Linked DNA regions of Homo sapiens: region 2 is linked to region 1. Evidence: chromatin loops called from intact Hi-C (ENCODE). Cell type or tissue: psoas muscle. All regions are shown on one strand. Links, peaks and the distances in the headings refer to the core of each region. The heading gives the core; the rest is flanking DNA. Region 1 overlaps NIPBL (NIPBL cohesin loading factor). Region 2 overlaps NUP155 (nucleoporin 155).

What was found. Peaks named below come from ENCODE experiments on the same cell type or tissue, not always from the same donor. Only the 100,000 strongest peaks of a DNase experiment are listed, where the experiment ranks them.
Region 2: a loop joins it to region 1, with 2.2 times the contacts of the local background. A loop is called at or near these places in 12 of 110 quality-filtered maps.

What each region holds. Positions count from the first base shown.
Region 1 is chr5:37,020,910-37,031,825 of GRCh38, reverse strand. It overlaps NIPBL (NIPBL cohesin loading factor), which reads right to left. Exons shown (of 47, transcript NM_133433.4): 28 at 9,677-9,775; 29 at 9,436-9,582; 30 at 7,107-7,241; 31 at 5,499-5,597; 32 at 4,414-4,467. Among named protein-coding and RNA genes, the nearest start is that of NIPBL, 150 kb to the right of the region's middle. In psoas muscle, for the core only: no CTCF peak of the experiment used is centred there; no DNase peak of the experiment used is centred there.
Region 2 is chr5:37,309,706-37,320,621 of GRCh38, reverse strand. NUP155 (nucleoporin 155) reads left to right here. Exons shown (of 35, transcript NM_153485.3): 21 at 2,537-2,634; 22 at 6,294-6,424; 23 at 9,879-10,070. Among named protein-coding and RNA genes, the nearest start is that of NUP155, 56 kb to the left of the region's middle. In psoas muscle, for the core only: no CTCF peak of the experiment used is centred there; no DNase peak of the experiment used is centred there.

The DNA of each region.
Region 1 (10,916 bases), core at 2,754-10,753:
CACAATGTTTTCATTATTTATCTATGTTGCTGTATGTATTAATACCCTGTTCCTTTTTGATGTGGAGTACTATTAAATTGCATGGGATTGTCATAGTTTATTTATCCATTCACTGGTTGATAGAGATAAAATATTTTATTGTAAACTCGGAAAGATCTTGCTCTGGATTACAAAGGACAGGAAGAGATGAAACAGGTTACTCTTAACTGTTTTTCATTGCCTGTATTTTCCTTACAAACTAGAAAATGGTCAGTCTTAGATCTTAAGTAATTAAAATGAATGGCACTGTAAAATCTATTTAATTTTTGTGTACCCATCACATGGCTATCAATGTGTTTTTTGAAGAAGACTGTCATAAAGGGCTACTCAATTTATGGTAGTGGTTTAAACTAACTGGAGTACATTTTAGAAATAAAAAAAATGTGAGGACCTTCAGGACAGAAGTTAATCTTCCACATCCTACTGAAAAATGCCAAAAAACTATGAATTGTTAAAGGTTATAAAGGAATGATAGCACCATACATTTAAAAATGACATACTGGCCAGGCACGGTGGCTTGCGCCTATAATCCCAGCACTTTGGGAGGCCAAGGTGGGCAGATCACCTGAGGTCTGGAGTTCAAGACCAGCCTGGCCAACATGGTGAAACCCCGTCTCTACTAAAGATATAAAAAAATTAGCCAGGCGTGGTGGTGGGTGCCTGTAATTCCAGCTACTCGGGAGGCTGAGGCAAGAGAATCACTTGAACCCAGGAGGCGGAGGTTGCAGTGAGCGGAGATCGTGCCACTGCACTCCACCCTGGGCGACAAGAGTGAAACTCCGCCTCAAAAACAAAAACAAAAGATATACTAAAAGCTTGAGTAATATAGTGACATCCTGTCTCAAAAAAAAAAAAAAAAAAAAAAAAGGCTAAACATGGTGGTGCATGCCTGTGGTTCCAGCTACTTGGGAGGCTGAGGAAAGAGGACTGCTTGAGCCAGGGAGGTTGAGGCCACAGTGGGCCATGATGGTGCCACTGCACTCCAGCCTGCATGACACAGCGAGACCCTGTCTCCAAAAAAAAAAAGATATACTAACATAATTATTTAGACAATGAACAGAGTTTAGTACATGTGGGAATTTGAAGCTATTTTAGTAGTACTTCAAGTTTCCCTAAAAAAAAATTCAATAAATGGGGAGAGTCAATGATCTACAAAAAACAAACAACAACAACAAACCCCAAAAACCCAATCCAAAAATAAAAATTAGAAATATCTGAAATTGGACTGAATGCAATGCATGCATATGTGCTCATGTAAAAACAGTAAGCATGTTAATTATTCTGGACTCAAGAATTTGTAATAACTCCAGCAGTCCATTCTTTATATCCTTCCTAGCTTTTCTTAACATTTATGCATATATGTTATAATTGCTCAGAGTAGTTATGTCTCTGTCATATATATATATATGAGTTTGCTTTCTTTCACTAAACCAAACTCTGCTAGTATAAGGAAATATATCACAAAGTCACAATATCATTGGTAAACTAAGTTGCTGGCAGAAACTAAAGTAGGAAAGCATAGAATAGAGAGCATGAATAGGATGGATAAACTAACTTACTAACTAAATAAATGGGACTAGAGAATAAAGATACAAAGAATGTACAAGTAAAACTATCATTGTTAAGAGAGTATAAATCTGGTCATGTCCCTTCTGCTTCTAATTTGCTAATACAAGATGACATTATTGTAGATTCTTTTTAGTAATCCTAAATAGTGACATTTCTGATAATTACATTGAATTCTTACTTGATCATTTATAATAACTATCAAATGAAATATATGATTTAGAGCCTTTTAGAAATCATGATGTACCTTTTGGGATGGCTGACATAAACTTAACTAAGGTGGTCATAAGGTTCTATGATATAGAGCTAACTATTTGATTTAGGAAAGAAATGATGCCAAATATATCATGTAAAAATATGAAATGAAAGATGATTTAAGAAGACAGTCTAAGATTACACATTGAAAACACCATGAAGGTTTTTTAAAAAAGACATCTTAAGAAAGTAATGTACTACTTTTACCACCACACCAAAATGGCTAAAGTTTTAAAAAAAGTGACAATAATGAGAACTGGTGAGGATGTGGAGCAACCGGAACTTTCATACACTGATGGTGGAAATGAAAAATGGTTTAGCAATTTTGGAAAAACATTTTGGCAGTTTCTCACTCACCATATGACCCTGTAATCACATTCCTGGGAGTTTACCCAAGATAAATGAAAACATACATCTACACAAAACCTTACACACCAATATTCACAGAAGCATTATTCATAACACCCCAAACTGGAAAGAACCCCAAAGTCCACAAAATGGTGAATGATAAAGAAATTATGATATATCCACACTACTGAAACTACTCAGTAATAAAAAGATATATTAATATATTAGCAACAAGAATGAATCAACATTCTAAGTTTAAAAAGTCAAACACAAGATTACATACTGTATGACTCCATTGATAGGAACAATGTACATGAAAAGGTACAACTACAGTGAGAAAAAGTAGATCAATAGTTTTCTAGGGCCAGGAAGAGAGGATCAACTGCAAAAAGGCATTTTAGGGTGAAATCCTGTATGTTCATTGTGTTGGACGTTACATGACTGTATATCATCACTTAAATTCATCAAAGATCAATCACTGAAAATGAGACAACTAGATATGTGCTTCCTGCTGTGATGCAATAATATTCAACACCACCTATGAGGTATTTGTCTCCTAGATTAAAAATTGAACTTTAATCATATTAAGCCTCTAGATTTCACTAAGAGTTTACTTGAAAACTGGTGGATAGAGGAACAACTTAAATGACACCAGAAAAAAAGTGGACTATTAAATCCAGAATGTGGGAGATTCTACAGAAAAACATACAAGTCGCATGAGAAAAGGGAGGTAAGGGGCAAACTAACATAAGAGACTTAAGAGTATATCAACCAAAGCAACTGCAAACCAACTATAAAAATACATTTTTGAGACAGGAAAATATGAACACTGAATAGGTATTAGTTATGGAATAATGCATTATTATTTTGGTATAAATGATAATTTTTTAAAAAAGTCATCTGCTACAGATAGATAGATGCTAAAGTATTTATGAATGAGATAATATAAAGTTTGGCCTTTGTTTTAAAAGTATTACAGGCTGGGCATGGTGGCCCACACCTGTATCTCAGCACTTTGGGAGGCCGAGGTGGGCAGATCACCTGAGGTCAGGAGTTTGAGACCAGCCTGGCCAACATGGCGAAACTTCATCTCTACTAAAAATACAAAAATTAGCTGGGTGTGGTGGCAAGTGCCTGTAACCCCAGCTACTTGGGAGGCTGAGGTAGGAGAAACCCTTGAACCCAGGAGGCGGAGGTTGCAGTGAGCCGGCCAAGATGGCGCCACTGCACTCCAGTTTGGGCAACAGAGTGAGACTCTATCTCAAAAAAAAAAAAAAAAAAAAAGTATTATGGAAAACAAAAGAAGAAAGAAAGAAAAGGAGAAAACCAGATAGGGGAAGGATAGCTATAACAAGACTGGGAAAATGCTGATAATTTTTGAAGCTGGGTGATGGATATTTCTGCCTGTGTGAAATTTTCTAAAATAAAAAATTTAACAATTCATAGGGAGATAAACATTTCTATTTATGAAACTTAAAAAAAACCCACTAGTTGTGGTTTGACTCTGTACTACTAAAGGAAATTCTATGCATAACATACTAAATCATGTAATTATATTTTTAATGCAATATATTGATCCATTTATAAATCTTGTATCTATTAATCACAGAGATTAAAGAAAAAAAATTATCTGGAAAGAAAGTAAGATAGAATTTTAGTTAATGATTCAGAAAACTTACTTGTACAATAGACAACTGAAGGCCAGGCGCAGTGGCTCATGCCTATAATCCCAGCACTTTGGGAGGCCGAGGCACGCAGGTCACCTGAGGTCAGGAGTTTGAGACCAGCCTGGCCAACATAGTAAAACCCCGTCTCTACCAAAAATACAAAAATTAGCCGAGTGTGGTGGTGGACACCTGTAATCCTAGCTACTCTGGAGGCTGAGGCAGGAGAATTGCTTGAACCCAGGAGGCAGAGGTTGAAGTGAACCAAGATTGTGCCACTGCACTCCAGCCTGGGCGACAGAGTGAGAGAGCGAGACTCCACCTCAAAAAAAAAAAAAAAAAAAAAAAAACCACAACCAGGCAACTGAATTAATTATAGAAATTAACAAAATCATCCAGCCTAACATATTGAAATAAATTTTCCCTACCAAAAGAACTAAAAAGGTTCTTTTAAATCATACAGTCCAAAAAAAAAAAAACACCAACAACAAAAAACTAACCTATTAAATTTTAGGTTATCAGGAGTCAAAAGAACACTCACGTTTTGAAGCAGTTGCTCAAACCAGTCATATCCAGTATCTCTGCATGCTGCAACCTAAGGGTGATGAAAAGAATCAAAGTTAGAAGTATATTTATAAATGTGAATAAAATATACTTTTGTTATGCTTTAGCCTGAAACATGTTTCAATTTTCTCAATTCAAAAGTTTATTTTTAAAGTAAACTATTTTTTCAGTAACACAACCATTTACCAACGTTACAGAACTTTATTCTAAAAAATATCTTGGAAAACATTGAAGAAATTAGTTTAATGTATTGAGGTTTAATATGGCACTAAATGTTTAAAGTGGCATAAGTTTAAAATGGCACAATAACTTGAACTACACTCTGTGAGGAAAATCTGTAATATCTTAAACATTAAGAACAAAAATATTTTTCTTATTACGCTTCTAGATGGCACATTTTAAAGACATCAATAGAAATGTAGAAGATGATGTAATTGAATATACAGAATTTTTCTTTCTTTTCTTTTTTTTTTTTTGAGAAGGGATCTTGCTATTATATTGCCCAGGCTGGAGTGTAGTGCCTATTCACAGGCATGATTACAGTATACTGCAGCTTTGAACTCCTGGTTCAAAGATCTCTTGATCCCCCGTCTCAGACTCCTGAGCAGCTGGGATTATAGGCATATGCGCTGTGACTGGCAAAAATTTCTTATATTAAAAACACAAAATGTATAGCTTATGCATAATAAAAAATGTAGCTAATCCATATTCATAATTTCTGAAAAAAGTAGGCATTACTATCTTTGCAGATTATTACCCTTGGGCGATTGTATCTGTTCTTCCATTTCTCCTTTCCCTCCCTGTTTTTAATTGCTGGAGGAATAGGAAAATCTCAGTATCAGTGTTTACATCAATTAATGCCAAGAAGTAGGGCTATATGGAAGCATCAACGACATGTTACTTGCATCCCTTCAGCATCTCCAGAAATATAAAGTAAAGGCAGCAGTACGAAATGTCAAGATTAATGAAATATCTCATTATTGTCTCTTCCTTCATAAGACATGTAGGCCTCAATTAGGTCTGGATCAACAGTGACCACACCCTTGTTCCAGTCCTTCTTACCACATCGGTAATGTTTAAAATTTTCCTTGTCATTGCTTCTTTGTCATTGTGTGGAGTTGGAGTAAACCAGAGTTTCTGGAATGTTTCATTTACTAATTTCTAGAAGGAAGAGAAATTTCAAATTAACTAATTATAACAAATACGGCAATTTCACAATTCCAAATTCTCATTAGGCCCAACACAAAGCTATAAATAACTAATCAAAACACAAACTGCCAGGAATTTCTGGTATTAATTTCCTCAGTTTTTTCTAAAACTACTAATTTCTCAAAACTATAAAAATTTTCAATTTGGTAAAGATTTTAAACAATACGAATGGGTGATACTATCCCTAGCCTAGAACTTCTTCATACTATACACTCAAATGTTTATGATCAAACTAAAAAATATATTTACTGCTTTTGGAGAAGAAGTTGTTACAGTGTTTGCTAAACTTAAAAAAAAGGGACAATTATACATATTATTATATATAAATGTAAATTTACTAATGAATTTAGGACTAAACTTAAAATTTTTTTTTTATGGATACATAATAGCTGTACACATTTATGAAGTATAGTTGAACTTTTGATACAAGCATACAATGTATAATGATCAAATCAGGGTAACTGGGGTATCCATCGCCTCAAGCACTTACCATTTCTTTGTGTTAGGAACATCCTATTTCCATTCTTCTAGTTATTTTTAAATGTACAATAAGTTATTGTTAACTATAGTCACCCTATTGTGCTACTGAACACTAAATTTTATTCCTTCTGGGTGTATTTTTGATAACTGTGAACCAACCCCTCTTTATTCAACCCCTCACAACCCTTCCCTCCCTCTGCTAACCATCTTTCTATTCTCTATCTCTATGAGATAAATTTTTTTTAAGCTTCCACGCATGAGTGAAAATATGTGCTATTTTCTGTGTCTGGCTTATTTCACTTAACATAATGAAACAAAGTATTTATTTAATAATTTAGAAAACTAAAATCATTTGAAAATTAAAATAATCCCATGAGAAACCTTTGAATATAATGCAATCTCTTATAATAACAATCAATAAATCAATCAACACACACATGCACATTTTTTGAGATGGAGTCTCACCCTTGCCCAGGCAGGAGTGCAGTGGCAAGATTACAGCTCACTGCAGCCTTGAATTCCTGGGCTCAAGTAATCTTCCTGTGTCAATCTCTAGAGTAGCTGGAACTATAGGCATGCTCTACTATGTTTGGTGAAATTTTTAAAAATTATTTTCATCATTTTATTTTTTATAGAAATAGGATTCTTACTATGTTGCCCAGGCTGATCTCCAACTCCTGGCCTCAAGCCATTCTCCTGCCTTGGCCTCCCAAAGTGCTGGGATTATAGGCATGAGCTACTATGGCCAGTCTTAAATAAATATTACCACTGAGGAATTGGTTGGTTAAAATCAGATTATAATACTTAATATAAAAATCTAGAAACAAAAAAAATTAAAGTATGTATTTTTCTTAAGTTTATAAACTATAAACGATTCATTGTAAAGTGTTTGGATATATTTAAAATCAACATTTAGGTGCAATAAACATTTAACTTATTTTAAACATTAATGAAAAATAAATTTAAAACAGTCAACACTACCTTAATGCCCTCTTCATCATTGACTCTGCGAATCATTTTTACACACATTTCTGTGATTTTTGGAAATGTTGGTTGTTCAATACAAATGTCTCTGAGAATCTTTATTACTCTTTTCCTGACACTGATACCAGTATCCTAAAAACAGAAAGGTATTTTTAAGAGTCAGAAAAATTGAGATGCCTAGTGTATGAAATTAGAAAATAAGTATCCATACGCAGTATATTCACTATTTGTTAACATGATAAACACACTTGACATATTTGCTTTTTACATGCTTTCTGCTACTATAAATGTGTTATTTTTTTATGTTGTCTTTACTTTTAAAGTATGATATCTAAGACATAGAAACATATTTTATAGTTAAGCCCTGGACACAAGACTAGAAGTATACGCTTGTCAAAATTAAATGAGAAAACAAACATAAGCTTTAGAATAGTGTCTGGCACTTAAACAGCACATGAAGTATCACTTAAAAGTAGACTTCATAAAAATGTTTAACCTGAATCTAATCAAACCTTTGGCACTATCTTATGGTTACTTCTTTTTTTTTTTTGGGATGGAGTTTTGCTCTTCTCGCCCAGGCTGGGGTAACAATGGTGCGATCTCAGCTCACTGCAACCTCTGCCTCCCAGGCTCAAGCGATTCTCCTGTCTCAGCCTCCCGAGTAGCTGGGATTACAGGTGCATACCACCACGCCTGGCTAATTTTTGTATTTTTAGTAGAAACAGTGTTTCACCATGTTGTCAGGCTGGTCTTGAACTCCTGACCTTGGGTGATTCACCCGCCTCAGCCTCCCAAAGTGCTGCAATTACAGGCATGAGGCACTGCGCCTGGCCTATCTTATGGTTTATAAGAGATACAAAACACAAGTTAAATTAAACGAAGTGTGGGAAGATAACAAAACCGATCAGGCCTTTTTAATCCGTCAATGTCATATGGGATGTAAAAAAAAAAAAAAAAAAAAAAAAAGAATAAGAAAATAGTCTTCAATTTTAAGACATGACCCCCAAATGCAATGTATTACCTTTGACTGAATTCTGATTCTTAAAAAAGAAGAATGAAAAAACATTTTTAGGACAATGGAGGATCTAAGAACTAGTATTCAGATGATACTAGAGTGCTAATTTGGGTGAGATAATGGTTTTGTTTATATAGCACAGTATCTTTTTTTGGTGTTACAAACTGAAGTGTTCACAAGAAAAGAAGTAAAAAATGTTTGACTTAAAATAATTTAGCAGAAAGTACAGATGAAGTATGGAGGTAGGTACAAGGGTGTTCACTGTACTATTTTTCTTTAACAAACTTTCATATTAAAGAGTTTTAAAAATAAAAAGCATCATACATGAAGTGTGCAAAATTATTAATCTCCATTATGTGATTTTAGCAATCCCCAAAATATTTTAGGATATTTTACTAGGGTTACAAATATCAGAGTTTATCAGATACGTGGGAATCCTGTTGATTTTACCCTTCAAAAGATGGAAGCCCTAAGAAGGAAAAAAATTTTTCCAGCTTTTCTTTAAATTATTTGTTTCTCAACCAAGATTTATGCCTAGTTGAAGCTAAAAATGACTCTATACTTCTGTCACACAATGTTCTGATATTAGGCCAAGGGTGACAAAATAAACTCTTGTCATTGAGGTAATACTTAATTTTGTGCACTAGTGCATCTATGTTGAGTTCTACAATAAGTCAATATGCCTGCAATGGGTAGTGTGGAGATTCCACAGATATTTCCTAATGCCAATGTTTCCTTTCATTTTTCAGAAAAATGCTTCAGAGCCAGAGAATTCCATGATGTATGTAGAACCTCTTTAGTTTGCTCTTAAACCTCAATGGACTTTTGGGCTTAACTTGTAGGTATCTGAGCTATCATTAATCAGCTTTAAGGAAACAAGAAGATGCACCTAAGGGATCCAAAAATATTGTCAGGTACCAACGTTCTGTACGTGTCTCTCACTGAAATAATTCTTCCTGTTTATATATATACATACATAAATATATACATAAAATCACTCTAGATTCTTGTTCAAAAACATTTAACTACCCCATGTGGTTCCTATCATCTACTCATTGTAAACTGGTATAATTAAAAAGAAACAGCAACTGAAAAAAGGAATCCAATTATTACCAATGATTTGTTTTATGATATTGCAAGGGCTATTCTTGAAAATATGTACTTGTTTAGAAAGTGGCAATAGTTCATAAATTTGACAATATAAATATATAATTGGTACATTTATTTTTCTAACTTAACACTTTAAAACAAAACATGATGCTTGAAAGGCAAAATTATATTCACGAATCATTATAAAAATGACAAACATACCAATATTCTTTCAATCAGCATATCATAATACTGTTCAGCAAGCTGAGGTCGACAAAGGACAAATCGACCTAGTAATTCTACTGCTGCTTCTCGGACACTAGTCGAATTATCCATCAATCGTCCATGAACACCTCGTTGCATATCAAGCTAAAGAAAAATGAAGAGAAAAAAACAATTTATACCTAAATAGAGTGAATATTCCAATTCGAGTAGAAAAGAAAGAATCATTTTTGCTCTTTACCCTTGCTAGAATACTGGGGTCTACAGCAACAACCTCAGACAAACACTTCATGGCTTTTGTTCGAACAGCAATTGCATTTTCACCAAGAACTCGTAGGATCTGCCAAGCAAACATTGACATTTTTGTAAATTTTAGAATACATAAAATTTAATTAAAAATAGCATGAAAACATGCAAAAGAAAACAAATCTATTATTTACCTCTCTTTAATCTGTATATAAATGAGTAAAGGATCTTTCCTAATGATTCAAAGTTTAACTTAAAAATCAGTACAGGTGTTAAGTGTATAGTCCATACTTTGGAGCCTTTCGTTTATCCAATTAAACCTGTTTTTTAATTGTTTTGCTTCATTTGCAGAACCTGTAGCCCCATTAAAACCTTGCTATGTGTAACTTGAATCAAAGATATTTAGTATCATTCAAATCATAATTTGGTAGTTGAATGTTTTGTATTTTATTACTTTATTTTTTGGGATGGAGTCTCGCTCTGTCGCCCAGGCTGGAGTGCAGTGGCGCAATCTCGGCTCCCTGCAACCTCCATCTCCCGGGTTCAAGCGATTCTCCTGCCTCAGCCTCCTGAGTAGCTGGGACTACAGGCACATGCCACCATGGCAGCTAATTTTTTGTATTTTTAGTAGAGATGGGGTTTCACTGTGTTAGCCAGGACGGTCTTGATCTCCTGACCTCGTAATCTGCCCGCCTTGGCTTCCCAAAGTGCTGGGATTTAGTTGGATGTTTTTATAATGTCACTTACTCTACTGATACTGTATGTGTGTGCATTCATACAAATATATATTTGTAAAACAAGAATATGTAAAAGGGATGTAGAACAAGGACTTTCTTTTTTTGTTTGAGATGGAGTTTCCCTCTTGTTGCCCAGGCTGGAGTGCAATGGCACGATCTCGGCTCACTGCAACTTCCACCTCCCAGGTTCAAGCAATTCTCCGGCCTCAGCCTCCCGAGTAGCTGGGATTACAGGCATGTGCCACCACGCCCCGCTAATTTTTGTATTTTTAGTAGAGACGGGGTTTCACCATGTTGGTCAGGTTGGTCTCGAACTCTTGACCTCAGGTGATCCACTTGCCTTGGCTTCCCAAAGTGTTGGGATTACAGGCGTGAGCCACTACACCCGGCCGGAGAACCTAAAAACAAATACTACATCTATGATCTTTTAAGTATCTGTACTCAACAATGAATGATATTATATACTGCTCACAAGCATCCAGAATCAGAAAAATCAAT
Region 2 (10,916 bases), core at 971-8,970, 290 kb before region 1:
ATGTTTCTTGAATTGTCACAGAAGCAGTTCTGTCATCTGCAAACAGAGATAGTTTCATCTTTTCCATCTTTTCTTGTCTAGCTCTACTTGCTTTCTCCTCTCTGCACAAGGTAATCTCTCTCTCTCTCTTTTTCTTTTTAATTGAGACAGAGTTTCACTCTTATTACCTAGGCTGGAGTGCGATGGCATGATCCTCGGCTCACCGCAACCTCCGCCTCCCGGGTTCAAGCGATGCTCCTGCCTCAGCCTCCTGAGTAGCTGGGATTACAGGCATGAGCCACCACGCCCAGCTAATTTTGTATTTTTAGTAGAGACGGGGTTTCTCCTTGTTGGTCAGGCTGGTCTCAATCTCCCAACCTCAGGTTATCCACCCGCCTCAGCCTCCCAAAGTGCTGGGATTACAGGCATGAGCCGCTGCGCCCTGCCACTTATCTCTGTCTGTCTTTTCTCTTTTTTTTTCTTTTTTAGGCAATCTTGCTCTGTCATTGAGGCTGGAGTGCAGTGATGTGATCATTATTCCCTGCAATCTCAGACTCAGCCGCCTGAGTAGCTGGGGCTACAGGCATGTGCTGCCACACCTGGCTGATTTTTTCTTATTTTTCTCAGAGATAGGGTCTCACTGTGTTGCCCAGGCTGGTCTAAAACTCTTGGCCTCAAGTTATGCTCCCTCCTTAGCTTCCCAAAGTGCTGGGATTACAGGCATGACCCACTGCATCCACCCTTACTTGAGGTGTTTTTTGGTTTTCTTTTTTGAGACTGGTCTCACTCTGTTGCCCAGGCCGGAGTGCAGTGGCATGATCACGGCTCACCGCAACTTTGACCTCCCAGCTTCAAGTGATCCTCCCACCTCAGCCTCCTGAGTAGTTGGGACTACAGGCACATGCTACCATGCTCAGCTAATTTTTTTATTTCACATTTTGTAGAGACAAGTTCTCACTGTTTTGCCCACGTTGATCTTGCACTCCTGGGCTTAGGTGATCCTCCTGTCTTGGCCTCAAAAAATGCTGGGATTTTAGGCATGAGCCATCCGCACTCAGCCCTTATTGAATATGTTTAACATATTCATATATTTAACATATTGAATATGCTTACCATATTCAATAAGTGAGTTTGTCAAATGTATTTACTGCATTTTACAGAGATGATCATATCATTTTCCCCCTTACCTTTAACAATAGAGTTAATACATGTCCTAATTTCGACCAACCCTTGGATTCCTATAACATTAGTTTCATTGACTATGGAAATTTTTTAAACAGATTTTTGAGATCTACTTTACATACCACTAAATTTACTCATTTTGAATGTTCAGTTCAGTGACTTTTAGTAAATTCATAGAATTGTGCAACCATCACCACAGTCCAGTTTTAGCACACTTCCATTATCTAGGAGACATACCTCATGTCCATTAGCAGTCACTTTCCATTCCCACTTCTTAGCCCCAGACACTTACTGATCTGCTCTATCTCTGTAGATGTGCCTATTCTTGACATGTCATATAAACAGAATCATACTGTGTGGTCTTTGAGTCTGGCTTCTTTCACTTAGTGTGTTTTGGGGGCTCATGTTTGAGATTTATGTGGTAGGATGTATTCATGCTTTGTTCGTTTTTATTGCCCAATGAATGTGGGATTTTAAGATCATAGACCATTTCTCAGATCTTCGTATACATTTTGCACCATTTTCTTCCCAAAGTTTAATGTTGTAGATGAAAAAGTACATTATCTGTATGATTCTCCTTCCTTTGTAAGTGACTTAGTGTTTACTTTGAAATTTTTTTGTGTTTTTTTCTTTTTGTTACCGAAATTCAAAAGTCACATGATGTCTTTAGGTATATCTTCTTTACAGCTCTCAGTGAGCCTTAAGAATGAACGTCTTGGCTTTGATCAGTTTTCTTCTCTCGTTTTTTATGTATTGTGATACACATTGAATATCCCTTATCCGAACTGTTTGGAACCAGAAGTGTTTTGGCTTTCACGTTTTTTTTGATTTTTAAATATTTGCATTATACTTAGGTTGAGCACCCCATTCCGAAAATTTGAAATCGAAATTGCTCCAGTGCGCATTTCCTTTGAGCATCATGCTGATGTGCAAAACGTTTCAGATTTGGGGACATTTCAGATGTTAGTTTTTTTTTTTATTAGGGATACTCAATCTATGTTTCTTCTGTCCCATTCTCTTTGGAGAATCATATTAACTCTTTTGTATCTAGCTTGTTTCTTCTCTTCCGTAATTTCCTTCCTTCCTTTCTCTCCTTTACCCCCTCTTTTTACTTGATCTTTTTTTTTCTACAGGTTAGGAAAATTTATAGCTGATGTTCTCAGTCATTTAATTGATTTAATCTCAGTCATTTTAAGTAGCATCTGTTTAGTCTGTGTCATAAATTTTTTCTGGCCATCAGCCCTTCTGGTGTTGGTTGCCCAACCTTCTGAATTATTTAAAAAAAGTAAACATATTAAATGTTTGAATTGTACTGTATGTGTTATATCTCAATAAAGCTGTTATAAACACACACATTCTGCAATTTCTGTTTCAGTACTACTGCTAAAGTGCAGCAGAGGCTGATAGGATTCATGCGTCCTGAAAACGGAAATCCCCAGCAAATGCAACAGGAACTGCAGAGGAAGTTTCATGGTAAATTATTGCTTCTCATCAGTTAAGCGTACATGACCTCAGTAAAATTTTATTACTTGAATAGAAAACAATGGACTTTCTTAGTAAGATGTACTTTGTACACAAATATTTGTAATTAAAATATCAGTGTAATTGGGTCCGGGGTGGTGGCTCACACCTGTAATACCAGCACTTTGGAAGGCTGAGTTGGGAGGATCACCTCTTCCTGGGAGGCAGAGGTTGCAGTGAGCTGAGATCATGCCACTGCACTCCAGCCTGGGTGACAGAGTGAGAACCTGCCTCAAAAAAAAAAAAAAAAAGTGTGATTGGGAAAGTAGGATAATATGGATATTAATATGGATATTGTATATTTCCCTATCTCTTTTAGCATATACATTTTTGTTCCTTCCTCCACCAGAAAACATGATACACACCTATTTCATTATGTTTTTTTTATTGTGGTGAAATATATATATACCATAAAATTTACCATTTTTACTTTTTATTTGTTTATGTTTCTGAGACAGAGTTTCACTCTTGTTTCCCAGGCTGGAGTGCAATGGCGTGATCTTGGCTCACTGCAACCTCTGCCTCCTGGGTTCAAGAAATTCTTCTGCCTCAGCCTCCCGAGTAGCTGGGATTAGAGGCATGTGCCACCACGCCCGGCTAATTTTGTATTTTCAGAAGAGACGGGGTTCTTTATGTTGGTCAGGCTGGTCTCGAACTTCCAACCTCAGGTGATCCCGTCCGCCTCGGCCTCCCAAAGTGCTGGGATTACAGATGTGAGCCACCGTGCCCAGCCCCATTTTTACTTTATTTTATTTATTTATTTATTTTTTTGAGACAGAGTCTCACTCTGTCGCCCAGGCTGGAGTGCAGTGGCATGATCTCGGCTCACTGCAAGCTCCACCTCCCGGGTTCACTCCATTCTCCTGCCTCAGCCTTCTGAGTAGCTGGGACTACAGGCGCCCGCCACCACACCTGGCTAATTTTTTTTTTTTGTATTTTTAGTAGAGACAGGGTTTCACCGTGTTTAAGCAGGATGATCTCAATCTCCTGACCTCATGATCCGCCCACCTCAGCCTCCCAAAGTGCTGGGATTACAGGCAAGAGCCACTGCGCCTGGCCCGTTTTTACTGTTTTTAAGTGTACAGTTCAGTGGCATTCAGTATATTCATTTTATGTACCCATTACCAGCATCTATCTCCAGAACTTTTGTCATCTTCCCCAAAAATGTCACTCTGGGCTGGGCGCAGTGGCTCTCACCTGTAATCCCAGCACTTTGGGAGGCCATGGCAGGTGGATCACCTGAGGTCAGGAGTTCAAGACCAGCCTGGCCAACATGTTGAAACCCCATCTCTACCAAAAATACAAAAATTAGCCAGGCGTGGTGGCGGGCACCTGTAATCCCAGCTGCTCGGGAGGCCGAGGCAAGAGAATCACTTGAACCCAGCAGGCGGAGGTTGCAGTGAGCCGAATTTGTGCCATTGCACCCTAGCCTGGGCAACAAGAGCAAGACTCTGTCTTAAAAAAAATAAACACCAAAAGTCACTCTGTACCCATGAAATAATAACCCCCCATTTTTTTCCCCTATCCTAGGTCCCTGGCAACCACCATTCTACTTTCTGTCTCTTGAATTTTACAACTCTGGGTACCCTATTAGGATGAAATCAAATTTTACATTTTGTGGCAGGCTTATGTCACTTAGCATACTGTCCTCGAGGTTCATCCATGTTGTAACGTGTCAGAATTTCCTTCCTTTTTAAGACTGAGTAATTTCTATTGTGTATATGTGCATATGTGCACATATACCACATTTCCTTTATCCATTCATCTGTTGATGGACACTGAGTTACTTCCGTTTTTTGGCTATCGTGAATAATGCTGCTATTAACATGGGTGAACAAATACAAATTAAAGCCTCTGCTTTCAGTTCTTTTGGGTATATACCCAGAAGTGGAATTGCTATATCATATGGTAATTCTATTACTAATTTTTTTGATGAACTGCCATACTGTTTCATAGCAGCTACTGCATTTTATGTTTATGTTTATCTTTATTTCTTTTTGAGACGGAGTTTCACTCTTGTCTCCCAGGCTGGAGTGCAATGGTGCGATCTCAGCTCACTGCAGCCTCCACCTCCCAGGTTCAAGCAATTCTGCCTCAGCCTCCCGAGTAGCTGTGGTTACAGGCATGTGTCACCACACCCAGCTAATTTTTTTATTTTTAGTATAGTTGGGGTTTCACCATGTTGGCCAGGCTGGTCTTGAACTCCTGACCTCAGGTGATCCACCCACTTCGGCCTCCCAAAGTGGTAGGATTACAGGCGTGAGCCACTGCGCCTGGCCAGCCACAGCATTTTATACTTCTAGTAGCAATGCACAAGGGTTCCAATTTCTTCACATCTTTGCCAACATTTGTCATTTTTCTGTCCTTTTATATATAGCCATCCTAATGAACATGGAATGGCATCTCATTGGGATTTTGATTTGCATTTCCCTAATGATTAGTAATATGCCTTTTTATAGAGCTAAAAATATGAATCAAATATTTCATTGTGCTTTTTATCAATTATAAGTAGTAACAAGTAAGGAAAGAGCAAGGCAACTGAAAAGTTCTCATAATCTTCAGTTATTCCAGATACAAGTTAGAACAATAATAAGTTATTGCATGAACTTTTTGTGCCATTTAATTTTTTCTAAGTTCTTTTGCCTTCCATTGTTAGGGTTAGAGTTACTTTTTCTGGCCGTGATAGAACTTTCTGGTTTGTTTGTTTTGAGATGGAGTCTCGCTTTTTCGCCGAGGCTGGAGTGCATTGGCACAATCTTGGCTTACTGCAACCTCTACCTCCCAGGTCCAAGCGATTCTCCTGCCTCAGCCTCTCAAGTAGCTGGGATCACAGGCGTGTGCCACCACACCCATCTAGTTTTTGTGTTTTCAGTAGAGATGAGGTTTTGCCACTTTGGCCAGGCCGGTCTTGAACTCATGACCTCAGGTGATCCGCCCAACTCGGCCTCCCAAAGTGCTGGGATTACTTGCGTGAGCCACCACGCCTGGCCAGTAGAACTTTCTCAGTTAACACTCAACCATTTACTTTTGTCCCAAGTTACTTTCTTCCCTACTGAGGACCCTAGGTTTCTATTCATCATTTTGTAAATTCTTTTTTACTATCTTTTAAATTTTTTGTCTCTCTTTTATTTTTTTGGAGATGGAGTCTTGCTCTGTCGCCCAGGCTCCGCCTCCTGGGTTCACGCCATTCTCCTGCCTCAGCCTCCCAAGTAGCTGGGACTACAGGCACCCGCCATCCCCCCCACCAGCTAATTTTTTATGTTTTTAGTAGAGACCGAGTTTTACCGTGTTAGCCAGGACGGTCTCGATCTCCTGACCTCATGATCCACCTGCCTCGGCCTCCCAAAGTGCTGGGATTACAGGCGTGAGCCACCGCGCCCAGCCACACAGCAATATTTTCATGGTTTATGTGTACCTACACAAACACAGAAGCATATATATATACACACACGGAGAAGATAATAACATAAATACTACTGATTATCATGGTTGCCTGTAATGGGGGCTAGGAAGAAAACAACAGGGATTTCAACCTTAACTACAGTTTTTATTTGAAATAAAGCAACTTAACCTATGTTATTTTATAATAATTTATTTTGTTTTCTCATTAGAGGCTCAACTAAGTGAAAAGATTTCACTTCAGGCAATTCAGCAGTTGGTTCGAAAATCATATCAGGCTCTGGCTTTATGGAAACTTCTTTGTGAACATCAATTCACTATCATTGTGGCAGAACTTCAGAAGGTAATTTTTTTTATTTTTTTATGATTATACCATTAATACTATGTTTGGATTTTTTGGATGAGTATTTTGGCTTTGGAGGGGATTATTTTGGGAAGCATTTAAGTTATGATGAAGTTAGTATGTTATGGGAAGATGGCACAAAAAAAGCGTACCAACTTGGGGGACCTATTTTTTCAAAGCCGCAAGTTTTTACTTGTGGGTATGTGAATGAAGTCATACTTTACAAAACATATTTTTTAAAACAGTGGACTTTACCCTTTATTTGAGCTACAGGTTCTTCTGAGAATCTGATAAAAGCTATCTCTCACTACCCTTAAAGAAATGCATATCGACATGGACACACAGACTTTTGCTTATAATTTCAAAGGGCCCAACAACCTAAATTAAATACTCTTGACTGGGCACCATGCCTCACGCCTGTGATCCCAACACTTTGGTAGGCTGAGGCAGGAGGATCACTTGAGCCTAGGAATTCAAGACTATCCTGGGCAAGATGTCAGGACCCATCTCTACTAAAAATAAAAAATAAATTAGTCAAGTGTGGTGGCACATGCCTGTAGTCCCAGCTACTTGGGAGGCTGAAGTGGGAGGAGCACTTGAGCCTGGGAGGTTGAGGCGCCACTTAGCCATGATGGTGCCACTGCACCCCAGCCTGGGTGACAGAGTGAGACCCTGTCTCTCTCTGTCTCTCTCACACACACACACACACACACACACACACACATATACACCACTCCTACTTCATTTTATGTTTTCTTTTTTTTTTTTTTAAGAGATGGAGTCTCACTCTGTCGCCCAGGCTGCAGTTGTGCAATCTCGGCTCGCTGCAACCTCCACCTCCCGGGTTCTAGCAATTCTCCTGCCTCAGCCTCCTGAGTAGCTGGGATTACAGGTGCATGCCACCACGCCCAGCTAATTTTTTGTATTTTAGTAGAGACGGGGTTTCACCGTGTTGCCCAGGGTGATCTCGAACTCCTGAGCTCAGGTAATCCACCCGCCTCAGCCACCCAAAATGCTAGGATTACAGACGTGACCCACCATGCCCGGCAACTGCTCCTACTTTAAAGGAAGATATTTATCACTGTAGGAAATAAATGGTTCATATTTCTTTTGATGTTCACATTTGAATCCTTTCTAAGGATAAGGATAATCAACATTAATCTAAATGTTAGATAGAATATATAGAGGAAATTTATTCCTACCTTTTATTTAATTGTGAGCATTTCTAAACGTATACAAAAGTAGAGCAAAAACTGTAACTCCCATATACATTTGACTCATTCAGCATTTTCAAGATACTGTGTTTCTAAAAAAAATAGACAGTTCCTTGAACAACAACAATGTCATGATCAGTTACCAGTTTTTCTTGAGACAGTGTCTCGCTCTGTCACCCAGGCTGGAGTGCAGTGGCATGATCACGGCTCACTGCACCCTTGACCTCTCTGGACTCCAGTGATTCTCCTACTTTAGCCTCCCGAGTAGCTGGTACTATAGGCACGCACCACTACGCCTAGCTAATTTTTGTATTTTTTTGTGGAGATGGGGTTTCACCGTATCTCCTAGGCTGGATAGTTACCAATATTAACTGTCAATATTTGATAGCAAAATCTGTCTTAAAAATGTCTTTTTACAGATTGGTTCATTCAAATCAGGATCTAAACAGTTTAAGGGGTTTGCTCATGGAATTTGTTTTTCTCTTTCATCTGTTTCAGTCTAAAGCAGTCTTTCCTTCTTTTTCTTTTCCTTGCTGTTGCCTTGTAGAAATCCAGTCATCCATCCAGTAGAATGTCCAGCATTCTAAGGACATTCTAAGGCTTTTTTTTTTTTAATCCTCTTTGTAGCGAGCTTCTTCCTCTATCTCCTGCATTTTCTATAAAATGAAAGTTTATTATATAGGCTTGATTCAGTTCAGGTCCTTTTTTGAGGAAGAATAGAATACTTCATAGGTAGTGGTTTATTCATCAGACTGTTAGAAGATACAAAAGGTTTCGTTGTCCTTCTTTTAGTTATACTAAGATAAATTGCTGGATTCAAGTAGTAAGCCTAATACTGCCATTGTGGAATTCTCCATCAGATTTTAATCATCCATTGATAATCATTGCTGGAATTTATTATTTCATTTAGGATTACAAAAGGGTAATATTTATTTATTTGTTTGTTTGTTTTTTATTTTTTTTGAGACAGTGTCTCATTCTGTCACCCAGGCTGGAGTGCTGTGGAGCAATCTGAGATCACTGTAACCTCCACCTCCCGGGTACAAGCAGTTCTCCTGCCTCAGCTTCCCGAGTAGCTGGGACTACAGGCATGTGCCACAACGCCTGGCTGATTTTTGTAGTTTTAGTAAGAGACCGGGTTTCGCCATGTTGGCCAGGCTGGTGTTGAACTCCTGACGTCAGGTGATCTACCTGCCTTGGCCTCCCAAAGTGCTGGGATTACAGGCATGAGCCACCATGCCCGGCCAAAAGGATAATATTTTAAATCTGTGATTCCTTCCCCAGTTACTAGCTGCAATTCTGTAAAAAAAAAAAAAAAAATTCTTTTTCCTTGTCCTGTATGGATATTTCATTACTCTGAAACACTTACTTTTTGACTCTCGTATACCATTTTTCAACGTTGGAAGGCAGTCTCCTCATTCTTTCCACTAGTGTCCAATGAATAGTGTGGCTTTTGTTGGTGGTTTTGTTTCTTTTAAATACATACTGTTTTTTATTTTTAAAAATTCAAGCTAATATATTTAATTATGAAACTTATCTTTTTCATACCAAGTAGAATAATAATTTTGAGTTTTATAGAGTGATAAATATATTGTAGGTAGGTTTTTATCCTGGGTATGTTTTTGTGATCCATCTTCAAAGCTCTCTTCCTTACATCACCAATGGCATGCTCAATGAATGCAAATTAAAGATTTGTTCAAGAATTTTAACACAGTTTGGGTATTTCCTTGAATTTAGAAAAAAGAGATAGCAGTCACATCACTAACAGAATCTTTTACTATAGTATAAATCAATACTTTAGAGCTTCATTTGGACAAGCAGATTTGTTCACAATACAGATTAAACTCCAATATTATTATAAGGCCTAGAATAATGGAATTCTAACAGTGTTTAGGAAGGAGTAATATGTAAGCCCAAGATTTTCAAATATAGCCAAGTGATTGTTTTTTCCATTTTATAACCAAAGCCAGGAGATCTGACTCTAGTTTTGGCTCTACTTAAGCTTTACTTTTCTCATTTGGAAAGTGAGAGTTTTGGACTAGATCTACTGTAGGTTCTTTTCCAACTCTCTATGATTTTATGTAAGTTCGCAAAAATTTGTTTCTACTAATTAGTATATTTTCGCTTTTCAATTATAGAGTCTATTAATATTTAGGTTATTTTAATTTATTAAAATAATTTCATTATGTTTAGAAATATGGTATTTCTATAATTGTGATAGAAAAGTTTTATGCTCCTAGGAACTTCAAGAGCAGCTGAAGATCACCACCTTTAAAGATCTTGTAATCAGGGACAAAGAACTCACAGGGGCATTAATTGCTTCTCTTATCAACTGCTACATCAGAGATAATGCCGCTGTTGATGGCATTAGTTTACATTTACAGGATATCTGCCCACTTCTATATAGCACTGATGATGCAATTTGTTCTAAGGTATGATACTTTATTACCTATTTCATTGTTTGTTATAAGAGGTATCATGTATGATGAACCATCTTGTTTCACTTAATATAGGACCTCAGTCAGTTAGATCTCTTAACCTCTCCTAGCCTCAGAATCCTCATCTAAGAAAGGGGTTGGAATATGTGGCTTCTTAAAACCAGTGTATACTCTTTTAAGCTTAGCTTTTCTTTTTAAAAATATTTTTATTTATTTATTTGACACAGGGTTTCACTCTGTTGCTTAGGCTGTAGTGCAGTGCTGTGATCATAGCTCACAGCAGCTTCTAAGTCCTAGACTCAAGCAGGCCTCTCATGTAGCTAGGGGCTACGGGTGTGCACCACTACACCCAGCCAATTTTTTTGTTTTTTATAGAGACAAGTTCTGATTTGTTGCACAGGCTGGTCTTGAACTCTTGGCTTCAAGTGATCCTCCTGCCTCAGCCTCCCATAGTGCTGGGATTATAAGTGTGAGCCACCATGCCCAGCCCTCCTTTAAGTTTTTCATAAAGAATATTCTCTCTTTTTTTTTAAGACTGAGTACGATCTCAGCTCACTGCAACCTCCACCTCCCAGGTTCAAGTGATTCTCCTGCCTCGGCCTCCCAAATAGCTGGGATTACAGGTGTGCACCATCACACCTGGCTAATTTTTTATATTTTTGGTAGAGACAGGATTTCACCATGTTGTCTAGGCTGGTTTTGAACTCCTGACCTCCGCCTGCCTCAGCCTTGCAAAGTGTTGGGATTATAGACATGAGCCTCTGCGCCTGGCCCATAAAGAATCTTTGATAGTGTTTCTAGGCCATATTAAAAAACCAAAGGTGAGAAATTAAGAAAAAT